2 separate regions of the Homo sapiens genome follow, and region 2 is linked to region 1. Evidence: read pairs that join two places in POLR2A ChIA-PET (ENCODE). Cell type or tissue: PC-3. All regions are shown on one strand. Links, peaks and the distances in the headings refer to the core of each region. The heading gives the core; the rest is flanking DNA. Region 1 overlaps LOC124904550 (a long non-coding RNA gene). Region 2 has its middle 290 kb from the start of SIPA1L2.

The links. Peaks named below come from ENCODE experiments on the same cell type or tissue, not always from the same donor. Only the 100,000 strongest peaks of a DNase experiment are listed, where the experiment ranks them.
Region 2: POLR2A ChIA-PET joins it to region 1 with 5 read pairs; 3 of 35 experiments call an interaction of 5 or more read pairs at or near these places.

What each region holds. Positions count from the first base shown.
Region 1 is chr1:232,268,891-232,281,368 of GRCh38, reverse strand. LOC124904550 (a long non-coding RNA gene) reads right to left here. Exons shown (of 2, transcript XR_007066942.1): 2 at 12,388-12,478. Among named protein-coding and RNA genes, the nearest start is that of DISC1-IT1, 350 kb to the right of the region's middle. In PC-3, for the core only: no CTCF peak of the experiment used is centred there; no DNase peak of the experiment used is centred there.
Region 2 is chr1:232,330,051-232,342,528 of GRCh38, reverse strand. No RefSeq gene overlaps it. Among named protein-coding and RNA genes, the nearest start is that of SIPA1L2, 290 kb to the left of the region's middle. RefSeq lists an enhancer at 9,365-10,345. In PC-3, for the core only: no CTCF peak of the experiment used is centred there; a DNase peak (open chromatin) is centred at 7,498.

The sequences.
Region 1 (12,478 bases), core at 2,783-10,782:
CGCTGGGGTGTAGACGACGGGAAATGGCCCACCGTGGAGGCATTTATCATCTCTCTTTCTGTCCTCTTTTCTGCAGGAGGGCACTTCTTGTAAAACCAAGTTATGAATAATGGATGCAAAGTGAAGCCTGCATTTTGGTCTTATTAGCATGCACCTTGTCAGAAACTGCCTTCCCAGAGCTGTGAATCCACTCTCCCTCGCTCTGCGGTCCCAGGTACTGCTATCCTGCAGCCGCTTTGTGTTCATTTTGCATTCTTTCTCCCTGTCTCTCGCTGCCCCCAGCCAGCTTCCATTGTTGCTGCTTTCCAGGTTCCTGCATTCTGGTGTCATTACCTGTGGGAAGTCTTTCCTTTTGTCTAGAGGTTTTTTTTCCTTTCATTTTTCTTTTCTCATTATTATCCTTGAAAGGATTTTAATCTGCCCTGGTGATACAAAATTTCTCTCTTTTTTTTTGGTTCAGAAAGTGTTTAATAGTGCAAATTCCCAAGACTTTTCTCTATCATGTTTTTTTTTTTGTTTAGTTGTTTCATTTGTTTCTAATTCCTTTCTCTTTCTTTTCAAACTCTCCCTACTGGGGTTTAGACATTTGAGTCATCTTCCTATTCACATTGGTTTTCTTTAGTCAGTCACATGGCTTCTAATCAATAGACCTTTTTCTGTAATAAAACATAAGCCTTATTCAGTTCTTGAAAGAAATGCCCTAACCTGAACATTCAGTCAAACTCGCAATTAAATTTAACTAAGACATTTCACAGGCTGACATCTTTTACCTCTAGGATTTAGAAGAACCAGATTCCAATGCCAGCTACACTTCTAATTAGCTATGTCACCAGGTGCAAATAAATCAGACTTTGCAGACCTCGGTCTTTTTATCTGAGAAATGACAAGGCCGCATACAATAATTGCTATGCTCCCTTACTATTTAAAACTGATTCACTTCTAAGTTTCATTCTTGTTGGAAATATATCATCATCTTTCCCAGCTATTTCTCTTTCTCTGGTGTTAGATACATTATTTCATTTCCATCTTCATACAGTTCAATAACTCAGCCCGTGGTTATACTCTTCATGAGATTCCAATTCTGCCCTTACCTTTGTCATATTACTGACTCTTTCTTCTAGTACACACATAACACACTGTGTTTGTGTCGACTCTGACTTCAGCTAGGCAGAACAAACGAACACAGAACCCACTGAAAGATGCTTTAAGAGATGTGCAGGCTTTGAGGAACTGCAGGCTTTAAAGAAATGCTTATGTAAGGCATTTGTTCATTCAACTTTGCTCAAACCAAAACAGCCCATATTTACAGTGCTCTCAGCTCTCTTTCAAATTGTGTTGGTTATTAGTCCTAAATAGTATCTAAAGCCAGATTAACCACTCAAGCAATCAGTCTGATGGATGTTTCCCTACATTAATTCACATACATAGACATTTAATGTTCTCCCCACAATTTCCCATGTTTCCTCCTGTTTAGTCACCATGACAATCATGTCGGAGAGCTTCGCAGCAGGTTAGACCATCCTCATTTTACAGAGGAAGAAAACTGGAGCTCAGAGAGGGCAGGGGACCTGCCTGAGTCCCTCAGAGAATTGTAAGGAAGATCTAGCTCTCCTAACACCAAGCTGCCACTGAAGAAATCAGTCTGGTTCTTGTTTGTTTTTGTCGTTTTTTGAACTTGCATAGAAGTAGAGCCAGGCCCACTCTTGTTATCCCACAAATGGGCTTGCTGCCTGACATGTAAAGAAGCCAATACTATGGCACTGGATTTTGAGAAAAGAAAGGCTTTATTGTGAGGTCAGCAAGGACACAGGAGGTGCAATGAGAGTGTCTCCCCGATTCGGGGACTAGAGCAAGTTTTAAGGAGTTGGAAGGCAAGGGAAAGGATTTAGGAATGTTGGCTTGGTAGGGTCTGATGGGAGGGCTTCAAATTTGACTATTTATGGTAAGGTATGTTGAAACAGAATATAGCCCCAGATTTTCCCGGTTAATGGACCCTTCACTTCTGAAAAAGTTTTGACATTCAGGTTCTCCTTATGTCCCAGTCTTCTTGGTTCTGTGGGGAAGGAATCATTGGTTCCAGGTGTTGTTGGAGGTCAAGTCTTTTTCTATTACACATGCCTAGGCTACATGACTTGTGGTAACTTGACATTCTGTTATCAACACAGTAGGCCCAGTGTGGGCTGGTCCTGCAATTACAGTCCCTTCTAGCAAAATCTCAGCACAAAGGCTCACTACCAGGATGATGCAGCAGGAAAACACCCCCTCCTTCCCCTCCTTTCTCTCCAAAGCCTGCAGAGAGCGTTGTCACAGCTTGCCTCCAGCCATCAGGCTCTGAGGAGAGGACAATATGCTAGAAATAGCAGATCCCACCAATTTCCAATCTCTGCTACTACAAGACATGAAGAACTAACTATCCCAGCAGGGGCCAGGCCTCAGGGCCATGCAGCGTACACTGGGCCCCAAGCATGAGTGCCTCCTTCCATTTGCTGCCTAGGCACCTTGCTCTCCTGTCTTCGCTGTCCCCTGTCTCGACCCTGCTCTCTTCCCTCCCTGCTCAGGACTTTTTCCACTGCAAAGAGAATACAGTTCACACAAGAGAGCACAGCTTCCCTGTAATCCTAAAATTCCTTTCTTGAGCATGAACAGGCCCCCTACTTAGTTTTTACCCAAAGAATTTTACCCAGTGGACCTCTGATCGATGGCTTACCTTAATCTCCTTTCCCATGGGTAGATGTCTGGGACCCTTGCTGTAGACACTGACCTACTCAATCTTTGTTTGATGAAAAAATACATGGGCATATACACAATGTTTAGAGCCACTTCATTCATGATAATCCCAAACTGAAAATAACCCAAATGTCCATCCAAAAGAGAATGGATAGATGAATTGTAGTACATTCATGTGACAGAATTTGAAAAGAAGAAACCATTGCTATGGCTTAAATATTTGCTCCCTCAAAAACTCATGTTGAAATTTAATCCCCAATGTGACAATATTAAGAGGGAGCGCCTTTAGGAGGTGACTGGATCATGAAGGCCCTGCTCTCATAAATGAATTAATCCACTCATGAATTAATGCATTAATGGGCTAGGCTAATGGGTTATCATGGGAGGGAAAGCGGTGGCCTTATAAGAAGAAGAATAGAGACCTGAGTTAGCACATTAGCACACTTGACCCCTACACCCTGCCCAGCCTTGGAACTCTTCAGACAGTCCCCACCAGCAAGAAGGCTGTCACTAGATACAACCCCTCAACATTGGACTTTTCAGCATCCATAACTGTAAGAAATAAATTCTTTTTCTTTATAAATTACTCAGTTTCAGTTATTCTGTTATAAGCAACAGGAAGCAGACTAAGACATCATTGAAACAGACAATTTTTGAGATCTACTCATGTTGATATCACAAATAGATCTCAAAAAATATCGTATTGAGCCAAAGAAGCCAGATCCATGAGCACATACTGAATGAATGCTTTTGTATGCACTACATTTATAGGAAGTTCAATGACAGGGCAAAAAAATCTGTGGTAGTAAAAATCAGCACTGTAGGGGGGGTGCGTTTTGACTAGAAGATGGGCCTTCCAGTGAGGATGGAAATTTTTTTGGGATGGTGGTCTCATGGGTATAAGCAACTGTCAAAACTTACCAATCTATACATTTAAAATCTGTGTGTAAATTTCATTTATGGCACATAAATTATGCTTAACTTTGGAATATTTTTTAAAATGATATCTGGTCAAACTATTGCACAAATGTCATAAATGTCTCTTCCACCAGGCCTTTTGTCACCTTGAGTTGAGCTTAGCTAACCCAGAGCTGAGCTAAGTGTCCCCTTTCTCTGGGCTCTCATTTGCACCATAGCTACAATTTGCATTTACATGTGACATTGACATTTGCCATAAATCAAACTCTTTGTGAGGGCTGGGTCTGGGCCTGGCATCTTCCAGATCCAAAGGGCCCCCAAAATTCTCATCTTGCTCTTTGAGCACAAGGAGGAATTCTGTGAGGAAACCAAGTTCTGTGTAGCTGAAGGTAAGGTAAGGCCCTCATTGTGAGTTAAGACTTCCCCAGTGGGACCTGTTGGGATTTTCTACACTGGGTAACTTGGAAAGGGATCAGGACAATGTTCAGGATTAGGTCCAAGGAAGGATGGTGAAGTGATGGTGAGGAGAACCTCACCACTTAGCTACAAATATGAGGAGGTGTAACTGATGACTTCTCCCCTTCCCCATTGCTGCAAAAAAGAAAAAGACAAAGAGCAAGAAAAATTTGAAAGAATTTTGGGGGTCAAAGGCACATGTTTCTCCGTACATACTGGTCTAAATGAATTACATTGCATTGCTTGAGTATACCAAGGCATGAGTCTATTAACCACTCAAGGGAAAGACAGTAGGCTAGACTCTGCTGGGAGCAAAGTATCAGGTGGATCTCTCAGCACAGCAAGATGTGGTCCAAAAGTCCAAGGTTGATGCAGTCACCAGGGGAGAATGCTGACTTTGCAGAGACAAAGGAAGCACAAAGGGCAGGCAGCCGACTCAGGAGATCCATAGTTTCTAAGCTGCAGGGGAAAGCAAGTCAGGAGAAAAAGTAGAGAGGATACAAAGAAAAGGACTGGGACTCAACAGCTACAGCCCAGGTAAGTTTTGACCAGAGCTATGAGGTGTGGCTCATTCTGTCCTGGTTGCCTGAGCCTCTGCCCTGATCTCCCCTGGATAGGGAGGAAGCAGGCAGGGAAAGAGAGTCTGGGGTGGAAAAATGGTGGACTGCTGAGAAAAATCCCTTCCACTGTGAAATTTACAATCTGGTTGTAAAGGCAAATTTTAGGTAAGATGAGATTGAGAAATCATGAAGAAATACAGGATTAGCAACTAAGTGATGGAGACGGAAAATGAGTGCTAGAATCAAGTCACTTCAGTCCAGAATCACAGGCTGGACCATCTGCAGGGAGCAGACAGGTTTCATAAACCAGGGACTCAAGTTGCATTCTTTCATCACATGCAGTAGGGTATGCAGATTAAACAGCCAGGAGGAGTCCGTACTTCCTTAAAGAAATATAGGCTGTCTCCCATTTTGCTTTGTCAAAACCCCATCCTCTTAGTCCACTTTTTTTCCCTTGCTTTTGGTAGAATTATGGCCCCTGAGACATAACCACCATAACAACGAAAAGTACAGGGCATGTGAAAGATAAAGGGGAATTGGTGCCCTGCCTTGGGGAGGTGGGAGAGGTAAGAGACAGCAGGAGTCACCCTCCAGGGATGTACCCATTGGAAGGGGTGGCCCCTGGGGAACACCTGCTGATTTTGGCAGTATTATCCTATGTCTCTGTTTTTGAAGAGATCTCTGAAATCCAGATTCTATGTGAAATCTCTAACTTTGTAAATATGGGCTTTTATTTTTCTTGTCACTGTAAGCCACATAGAACATATTGTTGGTCATCAGTTTGACCTGTTTGAGACAGTCAATCTAACTTCAGTTAAGGTATAAAATCTATATTCCAATCAGAGTGATGAGGCTCAGGACATGCTACCCCCAAAATATGGCTCCTTGATATACTGAATATTTTAAGTTGAGGAAATTAGAGATATAGCATATGCAGGAAGGACTCTCTGAATTTCCCCACCGTTCTTCCACAAAGCAGGTCAGAAAACCCAGGAAGAATGTTCTGATCTTCCCCTGAAGCACGTCATAAGACTCTCATATGAAAGGTGCCCTCCCGTCTCCAGGAGGAAAGGGGTATCTTTATCTCTGAAGATGAAGGGACACAGAGTATCTGAACAAACAGGCCTTGTTAAGTTTCCCCCAGTTAACTACTCTTACCTTGTACTCTACGCTTGTATTAGTCGGTTTTCACACTGCTATAAGGAACTACCTGAGACTGGGTAATTTATGAAGATAAGAGGTTTAATTGACTCACAGTTCCACAGGCTTTACAGAAAGCATGGTTAGAAAAGCTCAGGAAATTTACAATCACGGCAGAAGGTGAAGGGGAAGCAAGCATGTCTTTGCCACGGTGGAGTAGGAGAGAGCGACAGGGGGAGAAGTACTACACTTTTAAATGATCAGATGCCGTGAGAACTCACTCAGTATCTCAAGAACAGCACGGGGGAAGTCCACCCCCATAATCCAATCACCTCCCACCAGGTCCCCCCTTTGACACGTGGGGACTACAATTCGACATGTGATTTGGGTGGGGACACAGAGCCAAACCACACCAATGCTCTACTGAATTTCTCCATGACTGCTCATGCTTCATCAAACCTATTAGTAAAAACATGCAGGTTTAACTGTTTCTTTGAGTCTTTATTTCCTTATGAAGGCTCTTGTGTCATGTGAAACTCACATTAAATAAATCTGTTTGCTTTTGTTTTGTCAATCTGTCTTTTGTTATAGGGCCCCAGCCATGAACTTGGAAGGGTAAAAGGAATATATATATTTTTCCTCCCCTGCAGCAGTATTGCCTTAAAAAGAAGAAACATATAATGTAACTGAATACAAGCTGGCGGCTGTCCTGCTTCTTATAGTCTTGGTGTAGAAACACAAAACCTACTAGTCTACGTCCAGTGGCATTCCAACACCCTCCATTAGACGTCTGCACATTCTTGGAGATGGGAAGAGGAGATGATTTCTTCTCAGTGTGCTCAATAAATGTTAGATACATGAAGGAACATGTCAAGTGTAATGAGAAACTGTCTCCAAAGCAACAATAACAGCAAGAGAATCACTTCCTTCAAGGATTCATAAATTTCTAGAGTATTTTGACAGGAGGGAAAGGGTCGTATCACACAGCATTCATATTCACACCATCTCTTCAACTAGTCTTGCTAAATTCTCTCACACTCCCCTCCCCCAGCCCCATCCTTTGCTCCTCCTTTCTTGTATAATAGCCTCTATTGCAAAAGCTTTGCTGTCTCAATGCAACTGCTATCAGCAGCCTTGCTACCAATCAACATGCCGTCCTGATGTGGTCTGGGGAGTCTTTACCAAGGAATTTTCTTGTGTAAAGACAGTTTCCTTCCCAAGAGGAATTCTGAGGCCAGCTATTTAGATAGTAAACACTTTGCCAACTCTTTACAAAAAAAAAAAAATTAACTGCTAACATTGTTACAGCTTTTGTTCTTTCCCATTTTGATCCTCTTCCCAGTGAAGTAGGTTGAGTCAACATGTAAAAAGATAAGCTCCAGATAGAAAACATAAGTAATCAGACAACTTATGTAAGGACGGGCAACTTGTAAATGGGGCAGCTAAGCCAAGAGTTGGCAAACTTTTGAGGGGGACACTTAGTCAGCGTTCACAACTAATGGGTGTAATGGGTGGAGGTCTGTCACCATGTGCCAACCTGGACCCACACATTAACAACGGGGAGACCACAAGAAAAGCTGGCCCTGGACCATCAGGTAGATGCCTCCCAGGTGCCCAGGAGCCTGGCAAGGAAGTCCCTTGACTAAGATGATCCTTTGCCTCCCTGGTGTTTGATGTTAATGGTGGAATTTACACTGTTACTTGGGCCCTGTGTCTACTTTTTCCCCAAGATGTCTTAGTTTCCTAGGGCTGCTGTAATAAACTACTACAAACTGGGAGCTTAAAACACCTCAGATTTATTCTCTCACAGTTCTGGAGGCCAGAAGTCTGAAAGCAGGGTGTGGGCAGGACCACCGTCCCTCTGAAGGCTCTGGGGTAGGTCCTCTTCCTAGTTCCTGGTGGTTGCCAGCCATCCTTAGTATTCCTTGGCAATCAGTGTCTCCATTGTGACATGGCCTTCTGTCTCCTCTCTGTCTCGAAATCCTCTCTCCTTAGAAGGACATGAGCCATTGGATTTCGGGCCCACTCTAATACAGTATGACCTCATGTTAACTAATTACATCTGTAAAGACCCCATTCCCAAACAAGGTCATCTTCTGAGGTTCTGGGTAGACACACAATTGGGTGACACCGTTTAACCCAGTAAAGCGGTTATTTCTATGCTTATGTACATCTGCTGAAACTGCCAATGGCACATTCAGAAGTCTCTGGAATCTGCATTTTAGCGAGGAATTCTTCTTTTAGGATTGGTTTTCCTAAATAACATTCAAGAGCCTGAGTCTACTGACTCTCTGGGCATTAAGCCAGACTTATATCCTTAAGGCTTAACAATGGTTTGAATTACTAGTTCCAAACACTTACATTTGGGTTAGGAAAAAAAATCGTCTTAATCAGCAACACTGAGACAAGTTTATTAACCTCGATATTAGATTCACATTTTTATCGGTGGTTCTGAAGTAGTCTGGAAGGCCAGAAGACAGCCCTCCCTCTCACTCCTATCAAAAGTCCTCAACAACTTTGTTTACATTTTATTTTTACTACAAAGGCAGAAAGGAGGAAATAATGTGTGCTAACCACATGTCACTAACCACACACTTAATGAAATGATTTTACTCTATGGGCTTTATGTTCCATACACATATGTTATGGCATGAAGAGATCATGAGAAAAATGCTTATGAATAAGCACTTGCTAAGCTTCCTTCCTCAGGATCCATAAAGTAAAATCATTATTTAAATATAAAAGATGGAGAAACACGACTTTAGCACCTGTAATCGCCAGGTGGCTCCCACCCGCCCCTGCTCCGTGGTCCTCCGTCCGTGACTCTGCTTTTCCTCCTCCCCTCTTTACCTTTACGTTATTCCTCCTTTCCCATGCCTCCCTATCTCAGAATCTAAAGAGATGAAGCCAGGAGCTTCTCTGTCATTGCACCTGAGTCTTCTATGCCTCTCCTGAGACATTCCTCACTAGATATCAGGGTCCAGATGTTGGATTGAGCTCAGCCTGCAACCTCTCTTCTTCCCCAACACATACTTTTAAAGATCTCAAATGTATTTATAAGCACATAGCCAGCACAAAAACAAGAAAAGGAAATGGGAAATCTCTATAGACAAGAATTGATGCAATCTCTCTACACCACAGGGGTGGAGAAAACCAGCAAGGATAAGTGGACTCCTGACCCACATTCCTCCGACGGGCCAGGTCCAGAGCCAGGCCAAGCAGGTGGGGCAGGGGACAGGGGACAGGGTCTCCATACCATGGTGGGGTCCGGGGTTAGAACCCAGCCGCCCACCCAGGGCTGCGGCGTGGCTGCAAGCTGCAGCCATGTGGCTGAGGCTGGGGCGTTGTTTCCTATATATTATAGGAGCCCAGAATCTTGCTTCCACCAGGTCCCAGGCTGAAACCACAATTACATCATCCCAACAGCAGTCTCGCATCCCACATGAGCAAGGGAGAGGCCCTCTGAGAAGGCCCAGCAGCAGGACGACAGGCTGCAAGCACGAGCACTCAACTCACCCCTGAAAGAACTGTTTTCCTATCCTTATGGAAACAAAGGGGGAAATAGCATCCATTAAACACGAATTCACGGTTGGAGAAAAAAAAATTAGAAATTTTGGAATTGAAGAATACGGTTATTGAAACAAAAGCTCAATAGATTTGTCGAGTATTAGTCTGGGTATAGTTCAAGACTGAATTCATGAAATGGAAGATAAAACTGAAAAAAATCTTCCAGAATGGATCACAAAGAAAAAGTATTATAAAAAGTTAAGGGACAGGGAGGATTAATCTAGAAATTTCCATAATTATTCAATGAGTTCTAGATATGGAAAATAGAGAGGGTTCTTGGGGGACAATGTTTGAAAAGTAAGAATTTTGCAAGAAAAAAAAAAGAGGCCTGAGTCCTTAGATAGAAAAAATATCTCCCAAAGTGGCAAGCAGAATGAATTTTTTAAAAATCCACATTTAGACACATGTTTGTAAAAGTTTGTAACATATAAGGTAAAGAGAAAATCCAAAAAGCTGAGAGAGAGAGAGAGACAGAGAGAGATAGAGAGAGAGAGAGAGAGATCTACTCACATACACATGGATACAGACCTTATAAAATTTCCTGCAGACATGTATATTTAAAAAGTAAACAATTCCTTTGTGTCAAAGTTGGATCTTTTCAGGAAAACACTTTGAAAACACTTTGCAATTTTAACTACTATCTCTCTCAGTTTCTGGGTCTTGTGGACATAAGGGGCCAACAGCCAATTCCAGCACTTCTTTGCTTCTCTGTGAATTGATTGCTTCTATGTCAAAACTCCTTCCTTTTCCCAACAGCCTCAGGAAACATGACATTGGCCTTCCTGGGGTCTCAACACTAAAGGACACCTTTTGAAACTGAGCAAATAAATAAATATTCCTTGAATTGCTTTTTTATTAAAAACAGCATTTCCCCCTCAAAAGTTCCAAAGACCTTTCTCTTTTCTACCATAAAGAGATCCTTGGATATGTTTCTGAAGAAAACTTTTCCAAACAAAATTTTTGGAAAGTTTTCCTTTCACTTTTTTTCTTGCTATTTTCTATATAGCAGAATGTAGCATGAGCTCTGTAAACAATTTAAGTCCATTTAAATTGAAGTCCATTTAAGTAAATATTTAAGATGTCATTTTTCTTTTATGGTTCTCTGATCTTTTGTCCTAATAATTACAGCTAAAATACTGTATCAAAGAGGAAGTTTTCAAAGGGTAAATCAGACCTAATATTCTAACTACAATACTGAGGAACTTGAAAACCTTTCAAGGAAACATGCTTTTCTATGGGGGTATTTTTTTCATCTAGTGATGGAATAAATAAGGAATGGAATCCCCAAAAAAGCCATGTAAAAGAAGGGTTTGCAGGTGCAATATTCAAGTGACTCAGCAAAGCAAGAGCTTCCTAAGTTAAGCTGTCTAGAGTATCCCTTCCTTGGCTGTACCTTCCTTCTTGGGATCTACTTGATGAAAGCGTGGATGAGTGATGTTGACCTTGGGGAAGTCACTCTGGTAAGAACCAGGGATCCATCACAGACATCTTCCCCAGTCACCTCGCATCGTCCATGCCCTCCTCCTAGCTGAAGCTTAGGTAGTGTTAGTTTATTCCCTCAGGTTGCAGACATGGCTGGCAGACTTGCTGGACAGCTCTGCAGAGTATTTTTGTGACAGGTGAGGGGTCTATTCATGCCTGGAGGGGACTCCTTCCATGGAAAGAGAGCACTAGGAACACAAATATGACTCAGTTGCCAGAGTCAACAGATAATTTCAGGTGTAATCCCATGCATGTCCTACATTAGGCCCTCAACAAATACTTTTTATTTAATTAATTGTTAATTCATATTAATTATTAACTAATAATTTATTAGACTACATAGTATTAATTAAATACTGTTATTTAATTTGTAAATGTTGGGTCAAGAACCAGAGAGCAGGAAGCTCCAAGTCAAGCTGAAGAGCATATTTGTGCAATAATAATAGTGTCTGAAAGTCATAAAGGTAGCAAAGCAATCCTGCAGTGGGGTAGAGGTTCTCCCCCATTTTACCGGAGATGACTGCCTCGCTCCCACATTGAGGGTGCCAGAGGATGGATGCTCCCTGTGGAGGAGCTTCAGCTGGGCATACCTTTGACAGCGGGCTTCTGATGGCCTTCAGCTTCCAACAGCAGTGGAAGTGCAGGAGTCTTCATGGGCACGAGAAGTCTTAGCAGTAGGGGTCACTATAAGGGCCTGGGGCAGAAGAAAGTTTGGTGGGTATGACCACTGTCACCTGGAGGTGAGATGGCTGTGACTATAGGCAGACAGGACACACTTGTGGGGACTCCCAGACCCAGCAGCACTGGGAGGGGTGGACATGTATCCACCAGGGTTCAGGTGCATGAAACTGAAAATATTCTAGCTACTTTCAGCAAAAAAAGGATTCAATAACAGGAATTAGGAATTTGCAGAATCTTTGGGAGAGCCTGTGAGTAGGATAACTCTCAGGACAGCAATAAACTGGCCCACTGGAGAACAGTCTACCTCTGCTAAGCAGCTCCCGAGTGGTGGAGCTCAAGAACACACATCCGGCAGGCACAGAACCACACTTGCTTCTCAGCACCACTGAAGCTAGTGGCTGGACCCTGGATGCTGAGTCAGGCAGCCCAGCATCATCTCCAGGACAGTAGCTCCAGGAGCTGCAGCTAAAGCCACAGGCAGTAGCCCCTGCCACACTTCCATCTTCCAAATCATGCAAGTTCGTCATAAACAAACCATCCAGCACCCTAGCTGCAAGACAGTCTTAAAAGGCATTTAAAAAAATCTTTCCAGCCCTGTCACACAAGAAGTCACCAAGAAAATAAGGTGGAATGGAATAATGGAATATAAATGCCAATTCCCCATCTCCACCCTGTGACTGAGGTGCTGGGTTTGGAAGTCGTTTCTGAGTCATGAAGTAGCATCAGGAAAATGCTGGAGGTCCTGAAGTAGTGAATGGAGGCATAACTAGGAAAATCTGACTTGTCACTATTACTGTGATTGATTTTTTAAAATGTCTAGATTGTGTGGGATATGGAAAAATGGAGATGGTACCTATTTCACAGGATTATTTTGAAGATTTATTAAGACAAAATAAAAGAAAAAGCCTGTGTATATTGTAAATTATACAATGATAGTAATTTTAGGT
Region 2 (12,478 bases), core at 2,544-10,543, 61 kb before region 1:
GAACTCCCATTCACAATTGCTTCAAAGAGAATGAAATACCTAGGAATTCAATTTACTGAGTATTTTACATGTAGAATTAATGTAACACACTCTGTAACTCTATGTGGTTACGTAGCATTATCATCCCCATATTTCAGATGAGACACTGATGAGGAATCTGAAATGGGATTTGTTCTGTAGAGGAGGAAATTCTCAAGGTTGAGTTTCAGTTAAGTATTGAAATCAATGATGGTAAGTATTAAATTATATGCAATGTCAACTGATTCTTGAGTCAAGACTAGATACTCTGGGAGTTTCAAAGATGAAGCAGACAGAAACTTTGCCTTCAAGAATGTAATTGCCTTCAATTACAACTGGCCCCGCCTGTAATCCCAGCACTTTGGGAAGCCGAGGTGGGCAGATCATGAGGTCAGGAGATAGAGACCATCCTGGCTAACACGGTGAAACCCCGTCTCTACTAAAAATACAAAAAATTAGCCAGGCATAGTGGCGGGCTCCTGTAGTCCCAGCTACTCAGGAGGCTGAGGCAGGAGAATGGCCTGAACCCAGGAGGCGGAGCTTGCAGTGAGCCAAGATCGCGCCACTGTACTCCAGCCTGGGTGACAGAGCGAGACTCCGTCTCAAAAAAAAAAAAAAAAAAAAGAATGTACAACTCTGGTATTCACTTTGCCTACAGACCATTTGTATAGACAAGACCTGTAGATGATTTCTATTAACTCAAAAAGAATTCAGATAGATATTTGTCCAGGGCTTTCTCAGTGTCCCTTCTCAGTTGTATATGTTCAAATGGACAAAAAATAAGTCAAAGCCTGCAGGGCTGCCCATAATGAAGTGCAAGAATGAGCAACGCAGAGCATAGGTGTTCATGGAGTCGATAGCAGCATGTCTGTAGACCAGAGAAGCCAAGGAATGTATGCAAGTGGAGGCTAGCCTTTCCTTGGGCCCTGAAAAACGGGCAGAAGGTGAAGAGCAGATATGCCAGGAAAAGGGGAAAGAAATATCATAAAAAGATGCAAGGAGGTGGGAATGAAACTGACCAACTGTATGGAGGGACTGAGGGTGTAGCTGGAGGTAGGGCTAGTCAGGCAGGCTGGGACTGAAGAGGGATTAACCATGCCATTTCCCAGAATGCTGACTTCTAAATTCCTCTAGAAATAAATTTGAAGGAGTAAGGCAGCTGGTCATAGTGAGGAGTTGATCAGGCAGGCCCTGTCTCATAACAGTGTCCTGTTGGCACATTCGCTTCCAGGGCTGGGGCTGTGATACATGCAAGATGAGACCAATACCAGTTCCCTTCATCTTTGCAAGAAAAAGCTGATCCCTTCAAGAGATGGCTTGGAAATCTCTTGGTTCTTGGAAAGAGACTTAGTTGGATGATATAATTTAAGGTGAGAAGATAGTCTGGAAAAACAAAGCAACAAACCAATCCTAATAACCAATGCCCACACAGTTGTTTCAAAACAATTACACAAAACTGGAAGTCAGCTGGACACGGTGGCTCACACCTGTAAATCCAAGCACTTTGGGAGGCTGAAGCAGGAGGATTGCTTGAACCCAGAAGTTTGAGACCAGGCTAGGCAACAAAGCAAGACATGTCTCTACACAAAATTAAAAATAAAAACAAAAAACCCAAACTGCAAGTCTCCTAGTTATTTTGAATTTTGATGATCACTTCACCTGCTCACAACAGCTGCCTCACTGATGGCTTGGTATCCAATATATCCTTCCTGCTTTGTATCTGCTATATACTTCCCGGCATTGAGCAGGCTTTGATCTCTAACTCAAGCATGCCCTGACCTCTAACAGAGATAGGCACATGCATGAGAGTAGCCTCCATCACACAGGCCATTTCTCTGACTCGTCACTGTGTTGCTTAACACTGCCAAGTGCTAAAGGAAGCCACTGAGTGCTCAGGACACTTCCCAGGCAAAAGCTACATTCTCTTATCCTATGTCACACACACTCAAGGAGGGGCAGGCTTCCTTGAGAACTCTGTGTGTCCCGGACAATCAGGTGGGCAGGGGCAGGGATTGGATGAGGAAAGGGATGGAAAGCCAAGCGCAATAGTTATGTCCCATTCCACTGGAGAAAGAAGGGTGTCTCATGGCTTCAGGGGAAGGCCTGGAGCAGAGGTGGTCAAAGCATGCTGCTTTTACAAATGACCCAAATGGTATCCATATCCCACTGATTCTCCTCAAATTCTGGAACTCATGAGGCACAGTTAGCGGGGAATGGTTGATGGGTCTGGAGACAACTTCTTAATGTAATCTAGATGAAGATACTCTGAAGAATGGATATACAGCAGCTGGGTACACAGGAAACACCAGTCACTTTTGGTTTTGAGAAGAATTTCATGTGAATATTATCAATAAATAAGTATATTTGATTTAGGGGGAGTTTGTAGAGCTTCACAGACATTGTCTCATAGAATGATTCACAACCTGCATCAAAGAAATTTGCACCAAGCTGGTATTTTGACTCATAGTTAGAAATGCTGAGCTTAAATAATTCAAGGAGAAATTTGTGAAAAATTGAAGGGAAAATCTCACACTTTCTGTCTGTCTGCATAGTTCAATTGTCTAGATTAGTATTTTTTAAGTTTTAAATCCCATAAACTTACTCTCTTTTATATATAAATACATGCATATATATGCATAAACACAGATATTTGCCTACACCTAGATTTCATGGGTTTTCCTGGGGCCTGTGCCTTTTGTTAGAAGTGTCTCTTTCAGGCTGTCTGTCATTTCATGATACAGAATGGTGTGGAAGAACTGATGGTATATAGAACAACCTGTTTCAAATATCTCCTTAAAGATTATGTGCAAGTGCAGTTTTTAAAAAATCAAATCATATTTTCAATTGACTTCTAGATTTATCTACTTTGAGCTGGCTTTCCTAAAGATATATACTACATCTTAATGACCATTTGATAAGTTCTAATTTCTATATGCTGGAATAATCTAAGAGTGAGGTCATATCTGTACACTGAGCTAAAATAGTCTGATGGCTCGCTCTGCCCCAAGTCTCATGGCTCTCCTTACTTACTCTGGTGGTCTAATGACTCTTCCTGCACCTAGCCTGATAGCTCTCTTTACCCCTGTCCCTAGCCCCCTAGTCTGATGGTTCTCCTTGCCCCTAGTCTGATGGCTCTATGCCTCTTCCCCAAATGCTTAACAGCTTCACATTTTCCTCTCTCTTGAACACCACTCGGAGCTGGGGAGGAGAACAAACAAGCTAGGGCACCAGAAGGCTGATGCTCAGACTGAGCTATTCCTTCTGGATGAGTGGGTTCTCAAGGGAACAGCTGTTAACTGGCTATAGACCCAAGTCTATGGGGCCAGCATGACCAATGTCCCCCTTCTACCTCACACAAAAAGCAGGACATGAATAGAGGGCCGGTCTTGCCAGGTGAGGCTTCACCTGTACTCTCAGCTGTGCCAATTCCAGCTCCTTCAGCTGTGCAGGACACGAGGACTCTGGGGGCCATGGTGTGGCTTGGCTCAAAAACATGAGACACACACATGGACTCTGTGAACCAAGGCTTCTTTCTGTGTGATACTGGCTGTAAAGGTCTGTTCCCTTCAAAAGGAGAAACACTGGGGATACATTCTACTTTATGTTACAAAATCAGTAACATGGGCAGTCATCATAGGGTGCATATAACATGACAGGGTTTCTCCATAACTGTTCCTGCATGTTTCCTTTCCCTATTGAAATGTATTTATCTCTTGCCTTTTTCTTCCAATAGGATTTGAGACGGCATTCCTGGACTTAGTATCTTAAAAGACATCATGATAAAATAGAAATCTTACTTCCCCAGCCTGACACCTCGTGCAGATGACCAATGCCCTCTCCTCTGGAGAATCTCAGATGCAGCATCTTAGACACAGTGTGTGCTTTCAGTGGCTTATGATAAAGACCTGGATGTGCTGGGGTATAAAGCCTCTTGTCTGGAAACTTTTCTGAGAGTAGTTAAAACCTACCTGCTAACCTCACCCCTGCAACAAGTTGCTGAGCTCCTTTGGGCAGGATACTGCCCTTGGTGTGGGGACACCATGATGACTGGGCAATGTCAGAATGTCAGATTGAATTCTCTGCCAGTGGTTGGAGGGAAAGACAGGGATGGTTCTGCAGCACAGCTTGGTCTGTGTCATGTGATGTCAGGGCCATATAAAGAGGCAGTGTGTGGCGCAGGTGAGGAATGCTCATTCCAGACTCACTATGCCTGTGTTGGCGCTCATCTCGCCACCAGTGACCAGCTGCGGGCTCCATGGCACCATCCAACGTCCTTGCACTTTACTCCCCACATCGGTAAAACTGGGGCAGAGGGGCAGTGGGGAGCAGTTAATAACAATACATACTGCACGATGTTGCTGTGATGATTCAATGAAATAAATCACGTAAACCGATTCATGAGCGTTTAATAAGCCATCTACCAGTATTTCTAACTGACGTGCTAGGTTGTAAGGTCTCTTTGTAAGAAACAATGTATGGTACAAAGATAGGGTGCTGGGACTGTATTCCCTATGTACATAACTCCATAATTAGTTCTTTTCTAATCTATAATTCTTGTTGTGCACCCTGAATTTCACATTTGGGGAATGTCAAAATACTCCCAACAATTTATCCCAGTTTCTGAGCTCAGGGTGGGTGGTGTTTTAGTTTGTTTTCTGATGCTTATAAAAGAATAGTTTAAACTGGGTAATTTATACAGGGAAGAAACTCATTTGCTACAATTATGGAGGGTGAGAGGTCCAGGGTCAAGGGTCAAGGGGTTGCATCTGGTGAGAACCTTCTTGCTAGTGGGGATCCTGTGGCATTCTGAGGTGGCACGGGCATCACATGTGAGGGAGCTGAGCATGTTGGTTTGGGTCTTTCTTCCTTTTCTTATAAAGCCACTGGTCCCACTCCCATGATAACTCAGTAATCCATTAACCCATTAATCTATTCATGTGGAAACAGGGCTCATGACCCAATCACCTTGTAAAGACCTCACCTCTCAATAGTCATTGAGGATTAAATTTCAACATGGGTTTTGGAGGGGACAAATGTTCAAATCATAGCAGGTGGAAAGTGAGGTGGCTCCATCTGCCTCTTGGACCTTGCTTCCTCTTGCTCTTTCTATAACATACCAGATGAACACCTTATGGTGCCAACCATCACCACCACACAACAGCAACAAAAATCCCTCATGCAAAAATCCATGAGATTAGTAGACTTCAGCAAGGCTTGGGGGCTGGGTCCACATTGCAGTGCTCAGCTCGCTGGCATCTTACTGGCTCACACTTTATCTCTCTCTCACCTCTGTTCCTCTCCCCACCCTCTCATGCTGTTCCTAGCTCTCCAACTTCTACTTGCTATATTATGCAGAATAGTCTTTCTTGGAAGAATTCTCCTGATTTTCTGTCTCCCCAGCTGAATCTGAAGCCCCCGAAGGACACAGGAGTGGATTTTATAATCATGCTGGATAGTGAAGGAGTGAAGGACATGTCATACAAAAATATGCCGGATTGATGATTTAGAGCTGAAAACATTGGAGAAATTTCGTTTCAGAAAGGGTCAGCTGACTTGTCTTTTCCTGCGTTCAGTAAGCATAAAGATTTCTCCTGGTCGGGTGGTGGGAGCGGGGGCCATTGCCATATTAGCATGTGAAAATAGCCCTTAGCACCAGAGACTGGGAAGTGGGGGCTGCAAAGGACCTGAATGAACAAATATTACACAGTAACCCTTATCTCCCATCTGTTTTACACTCCTCCACCTGCCCCTGTATCTCTCCTAATGACTCTCCTAGAAAATTTACTGCCCTAGCCCGATTTTCTTTGTCCTGTCACTTCTTGAAATTGTCATTATTTGTCTAAAGAGTCCAAAAGCATCTGGCTTTGGCCACTTCTTCAGACTTCACTCTCCTCTGAAGATCTCCATGCACATGGAAAACTCATGCAATTTGTATGTTTTTCTCTTGTTAATCTGCCTGGTGTCAATTTGGTTTCTAGATCCAGCCAAAGAGCCCTCATAAGAGCTTAAGGAGGTTGGAGGGGATCTCTGCCTCCCCTGCAATAGCACCTAGTGCCCCAACAAGTTGGCTGTGCTCTCAGTATGCACCCTTGTTGAACAAAGGGTTCCCCTCTTTAAAGTCCTGCACACAAAAATAACTCTGGCCACCATGAGTACCCTTTTGGGAGTTTATAATCAAATACAGCACTTCTAATTAGTTCTAGTGTGGTCTAATTGATCCCACTGACCCAAATGTCTTGTTAAATATTATTGCCAAATAAAAAAGCACAAATTGCCACCGCCTACTCATCTAGGGACATCATAATGTTAGCTCAGTCCCTCCACTGGCTCAGAGGACTTGGAGAAGCTATGTGCTCTTATCACACTTGAGATGCAATAGAAGCGAAGTGCAGGCTTTTCTCTGGTCTCTAAGCAGGCTGCTTGCCTTCTCTGTGGTTCTGGTTTCAGTCCCTCTGCCTTGTGGGTAGAGTTGTCAATCACTGACCACCCCCAGGCCTGCTGGGGAGAAGGGGCCTCCCACAGCATCTGCTGAACAGTTGGCCGAGGCAGCCATGTCTCAGGACCCCTCCCTTCTTCCAATGCTGGCTTGGCCGGGGCTTTGCCCCTGACTGGGTGCCAATACTGTGGCACAGTGACATGCAGAGGCAGCCTCTTGGAAATGTGAGTAAGACACACCCAGCAAAGGAGGAGAGGGAGCTTGTCAGCTGTGGGAGCAAAAGCTGAGAATTTTGAAATGGACAGAGAACAGGAAAGCCCAGGGAGAATGGTACACCAGGCAGTCATGGGGCCTGCAACCATCCAGGAGCAGAAAGAGCCTGTCTGGTGACAGAGCCGCAGGAGAGCTTATTCATGAAAGCCCAGTGCCCCCAGAGAGGAGGAAACCAGAAAAGGAATGATTTGGGGCCTAGCCCCCTTTTGACCTTCTGGTAAACCCCTTTGTCAATAGGTAAGCGGAAATGATTTCTCTGAGAAGTCTCCACAAGAAAGGAGACAGCGCCTCTTCCTGCTCTACCACATCTGATGTCCTCACCCCAACAACGTTCAACAGGGGAGCTTCATAACCCCACCTGACAAGGAGGGGCTGGCCCTCAGGGAGGTTAGGTGTCTCGCCCATAGCTACAGTGGCGATGCCAGCACCCCGGTTTTACTGAACCACACTGCCTCTGTGACATCACCAAACTTCCTCCATTTCAGCCTCCCAACTTTAGGCCATCCCTCTCTCCACGCAAAGAGACAGACCAGGAAGGACTGACAAGACTACCAGCAATGTCCTCAGGCCAGGGCGGCCACACGAGAAAAGACTTGCCCTCCTTCTATCCTTTGGGCTTAGGTGGGCAGAGCAGGGCAGGGTTCCTGCTGCCCTTTTGCCAGGCAAGTCAAGCACGTTACAGGTGAAGCGCTCCTCCCCACTGAGCTTGGCTCAAAGTCAAACGGAAACACTCATCCTTCTTTACAGCTCATGCTCAAAGGCCCCGAGGCCCAAAAACACGTGGCTCATCCTTCCCAAGGTGGGTGGATTTCAGAGAAGCCAGCACCAAGCCCGGGGCAAATGTGTGTGTGTGGCTCTGGCGGGGAGGATTGGGATGGAGAAGGTGGAGTCAGAGCTTCAGGCCAGAGGGCAGGGCGGCTCAGCCACTGTGGGACAGGCAGGCGAAGACCGGAGGAGGAAGGGGAGGGCAGGGGAAGGGGGAGACATGAGGGAGAAAAAGAGAAGAAGGAGGGAAGGAGAGAAGAAGAAGGAGAGCCAGAAGATGAGGGAGGGGAAGGGAGGAAGATGGTAGAGAAGGGTAAGGGGAGGACAGAAGAAGGAGGGGGAGGGGAAAGGGATGGGAGAGCATGATGGGGAGAAAGAGGAGAAGGGAAGAGGGAGAGAAGAAAAGGGGGAGGGGAGGGGCAAAAGGGAGGAGGAAGGAGGAGGAAGGAGAAGAGACACTGAGGAAAGGTAGGAAAAGGGAGGAAGATGTGAGCCAAGTCACAATGGACATTGGGCAGTGGCATACCTTGGGGAGAACACATTTGGAACTGCCTGGCCTCTGTCATGATGTCATTACTCCTCATCTTGTCACTTTTAATTCTCTTAGGAGGAAACACACACTCTGTTAGGAACGCACACCAACTCTCCAAGGGAAAGTGACGGATGGGCCAGGGAGACCTCAGTTTAAGGGCTCAGTGGGAAACAGACCATTCTTGTCTCCAATCCCTCCATGGTCTTTCTGCTTTGGCTGGGTAAGGCAGGATCTTTGCTAGGCGTGTCTGTCAGTGATTAGGTCTTGAAAAGCTTATAGTCTTTTCTTTCACCTTGACCTACAAAGCATGAATCGAGATAAATCTAACATTTCCTCCCTTTTCACCACTCTCCCATTTTTTCCATCTTAACAAACCGGAGGAGGATTGTGGTTCTTTTCCAGAACAGCTTAATGCCACACCAACCCTGCACATTTAAATGTGTAACGCTTCCTCTATCATTTGCATCTTAATGTTCCAAACCAACAATCATGAAGCCTTGTGTGAAAAAATAAAGAAGGATTTAGAGAAATTTGGGCTAATTCTAAACCTTGATGAATTATACCTAACTATAGAAGCTTCGTGATGAGACTTTAAAAAAAAAAAAAACACTGAAATCAATTTACCGCTGAAAAAGGTGCCAGATGGGAATTAAACCAAATACTGGCATTTTCTTTAGCCACAGTTTAGAAATTACAGACAAAAAAGAAAAGAAAAGAAAAGTCGGCCTCATCTATTTCCCTGTGTCTCATCTCCATAGCTGGATGCTTCATGCTCCTTTTGTGAACATCACTCAAGTCAATTCCTTCATCCACTCACTGAGCACCTGCTGTGCGTGAGGCAGGTTCAGGGTCCCCTGGAGAGCTGGGGACATGTGTACCACATCCAGTCCTTGGTGCTGACTCTGCAGTCAAGGGCACTGCCTGCCACCGTAAAGTTGTCCCAGGTGCTGGCACCACGCTCGGTCAGCACTGCCTTGTCTAACTGGCACCTCCGCACTCCCTGGGAACTGCAGCTGCTCTGCAGGGGCTGAAGTTTGCTGGACTCCCCTGTCTCTGTCAGGCCCCTTTGGCTCCCACACTTGAGCCCCTGCATACAGACAGCAACACGAAGAGGAGAAAGATGTGCTCCCTAGGATCACTGTGGACTGCCATGCACTGTGGGCACTGGAGGACTCTGGGGAGTTCACGGCGAAAGCAGGGAGAATGCCACGCTCCCCTTTGTGCCACTCTCAGCAAGGTTAGTCCTGAAGGTGCTACTTGTGCCTTAGTAGAGTTTTCTGTGGGGGTGGGGAGGCATAGAGAGGACAGCACTTTCCAGCACTTTTTGTTATTAACTCTCCAGCTCTCAGACCCTGGGCCAGGGATGAAATCCAAGTAGCCATTCCTTGTTCTCAGAATTCTTTTTTTTTTTTTTTTTTTAATTGATCATTCTTGGGTGTTTCTCGCAGAGGGGGATTTGGCAGGGTCACAGGACAATAGTGGAGGGAAGGTCAGCAGATAAACAAGTGAACAAAGGACCTCTGGTTTTCCTAGGCAGAGGACCCTGCGGCCTTCCACAGTGTTTATGTCCCTGGGTACTTGAGATTAGGGAGTGGCGATGACTCTTAACGAGCATGCTGCCTTCAAGTATCTGTTTAACAAAGCACATCTTGCACCGCCCTTAATCCATTCAACCCTGAGTGGATACAGCACATGTTTCAGAGAGCACAGGGTTGGGGGTAAGGTCACAGATCAACAGGATCCCAAGGCAGAAGAATTTTTCTTAGTACAGAACAAAATGAAAAGTCTCCCATGTCTACCTCTTTCTACACAGACACGGCAACCATCCGATTTCTCAATCTTTTCCCCACCTTTCCCCCCTTTCTATTCCACAAAACCGCCATTGTCATCATAGCCCGTTCTCAATGAGCTGTTGGGTACACCTCCCGGACGGGGCGGCTGGCCGGGCAGAGGGGCTCCTCACTTCCCAGTAGGGGCGGCCGGGCAGAGGCGCCCCTCACCTCCTGAACGGGGCGGCTGACCCCCCGACCTCCCTCCTGGACGGGGCGGCTGGCCGGGCAGAGGGGCTCCTCACTTCCCAGTAGGGGCGGCCGGGCAGAGGTGCCTCTCACCTCCCGGACGGGGGGCTGATCCCCCCACCTCCCTCCCGGACGGGGCGGCTGGCCGGGCGGGGGGCTGACCCCCCCACCTCCCTCCCGGACGGGGCGGCTGGCCGGGCGGGGGGCTGACCCCCCCACCTCCCTCCCGGACGGGGCGGCTGGCCGGGCAGAGGGGCTCCTCACTTCCCAGTAGGGGCGGCCGGGCAGAGGTGCCTCTCACCTCCCGGACGGGGCGGCTGGCCGGGCGGGGGGCTGATCCCCCCACCTCCCTCCCGGACGGGGCGGCTGGCCGGGTGGGGGGCTGACCCCCCCGCCTCCCTCCCAGACGAGGTGGCTGCCGGGCAGAGACGCTCCTCACTTCCCAGACGGGGTGGCTGCTGGGTGGAGGGGCTCCTCACTTCTCAGACCAGGCGGCTGCCAGGCAGAGACGCTCCTCACATCCCGGACGGGGCAGCAGGGCAGAGGCGCTCCCCACATCTCAGACGATGGGCGGCCAGGCAGAGACGCTCCTCACTTCCTAGATGGGATGGCGGCCGGGAAGAGGCTCTCCTCACTTCCTAGATGGGATGGTGGCCGGGCAGAGACGCTCCTCACTTCCTAGATGGGATGGCGGCCGGGCAGAGACGCTCCTCACTTTCCAGACTGGGCAGCCAGGCAGAGGCGCTCCTCACATCCCAGACAGGGTGGCGGGGCAGAGGTGCTCCCCACATCTCAGACGATGGGCGGCCGGGCAGAGACGCTCCTCACTTCCTAGATGGGATGGCGGCCGGGAAGAGGCGCTCCTCGCTTCCTAGATGGGATGGCGGCCAGGCAGAGACGCTCGTCACTTCCCTGACTGGGCAGCCAGGCAGAGGGGCTCCTCACATTCCAGACGATGGGCGGCCAGGCAGAGACGCTCCTCACTTCCCAGACGGGGTGGCGGCCGGGCAGAGGCTGCAATCTCGGCACTTTGGGAGGCCAAGGCAGGCGGCTGGGAGGTGGAGGTTGTAGCGAGCCGAGATCACGCCACTGCACTCCAGCCTGGGCGCCATTGAGCACTGAGTGAACGAGACTCCGTCTGCAATCCCGGCACCTCGGGAGGCCGAGGCTGGCGGATCACTCGCAGTTAGGAGCTGGAGACCGGCCAGGCCAACACAGCGAAACCCCGTCTCCACCAAAAAAATACGAAAACAATTCTTCTTCCCTCCTTGAAGTAAAGGTTCCTTACGGAGTCAAGCTCATTGAGTCTGAGTCTCCCCTTAAAATAAGCTTTATTTTCTGAAGGTCCTCAGTCCCAGATAGATAGACAACTGACAACTCTGTCCCACTGCACAATTCAGCAATTTCAAGGTTTGCCTAGTGAGGAGAACATATTTGAGTCCCCAACCCCCAGCCCTGAATGTTGATATGGTCTGTGGGTCCTACATCGGACCTACATAGGGGGTGTGGCTCCTCAGTGGAGAGTCACAAGTGATCCATCAGCACATTAAGATCACTGCGGGCCGGGCGCGGTGTCGCACACCTGTAATCACAGCACTTTGGGAGGCCGAGGTGGGCGGATCATGAGGTCAGGAGATCAAGACCATCCTGGCTAACATGGTGAAACCCCATCTCTACTAAAAATACAAAAAATTAGCCGGGCATGGTGGCGGGCACCTGTAGTCTCAGCTACTCAGGAGGTTGAGGCAGGAGAATCACTTGAACCTGGGAGGCGGAGGTTGCAGTGAGCCAAGATGGTGCCACTGTATTCCGTCTCAAAAAAAAAAAAAAAAAAAATCACTGCGGATCCATCCGGATCAACCTCTCCTCCAAACACGGGAAACAGGTCTCTGTCCTTCAACCTTGTATTTGATGACTGATTTTTTTTTTTTTTTTTGAACTGCTTTGAAACCAGATCCTGGACATATCTATGTCCATGGCCACCTGGCAGTACGCTTGTTTCAATTTTCACATGAATGAATGGAAGCACAGACATGTTAAATAATGCAGGCAAGCTCCACGACAGGCAAACTGGTGGCAGACACCCAGGCGGGACAAATCCCCGTTACTTGCTATTGTCTGTCCTCCAAGCTAAGTTGCTAGATTGAGCAAAAAGAAAAACAATACAGCACACCCAGTTAAACTGGAATTTCAGGTAAATAACGGTTAGTTTTGGTATAAGTGTGTCCCAAATATTGCATAGGATATACTTAAGGTGACACTAAAAATTGTTGTTTTTCTGAAATTCCGGTTTAACAGGGCATCCTGTGTCACCCGTGGCGACCCTATCGCCCAAGGGCAAGTCTCATCCTGCCCTCTCTTAATAAAATGAGTTTTACTTTTGCACATGACGAATCCAGTGTAATTTAGAGAAGTAATACTGACCTTTATAACTGG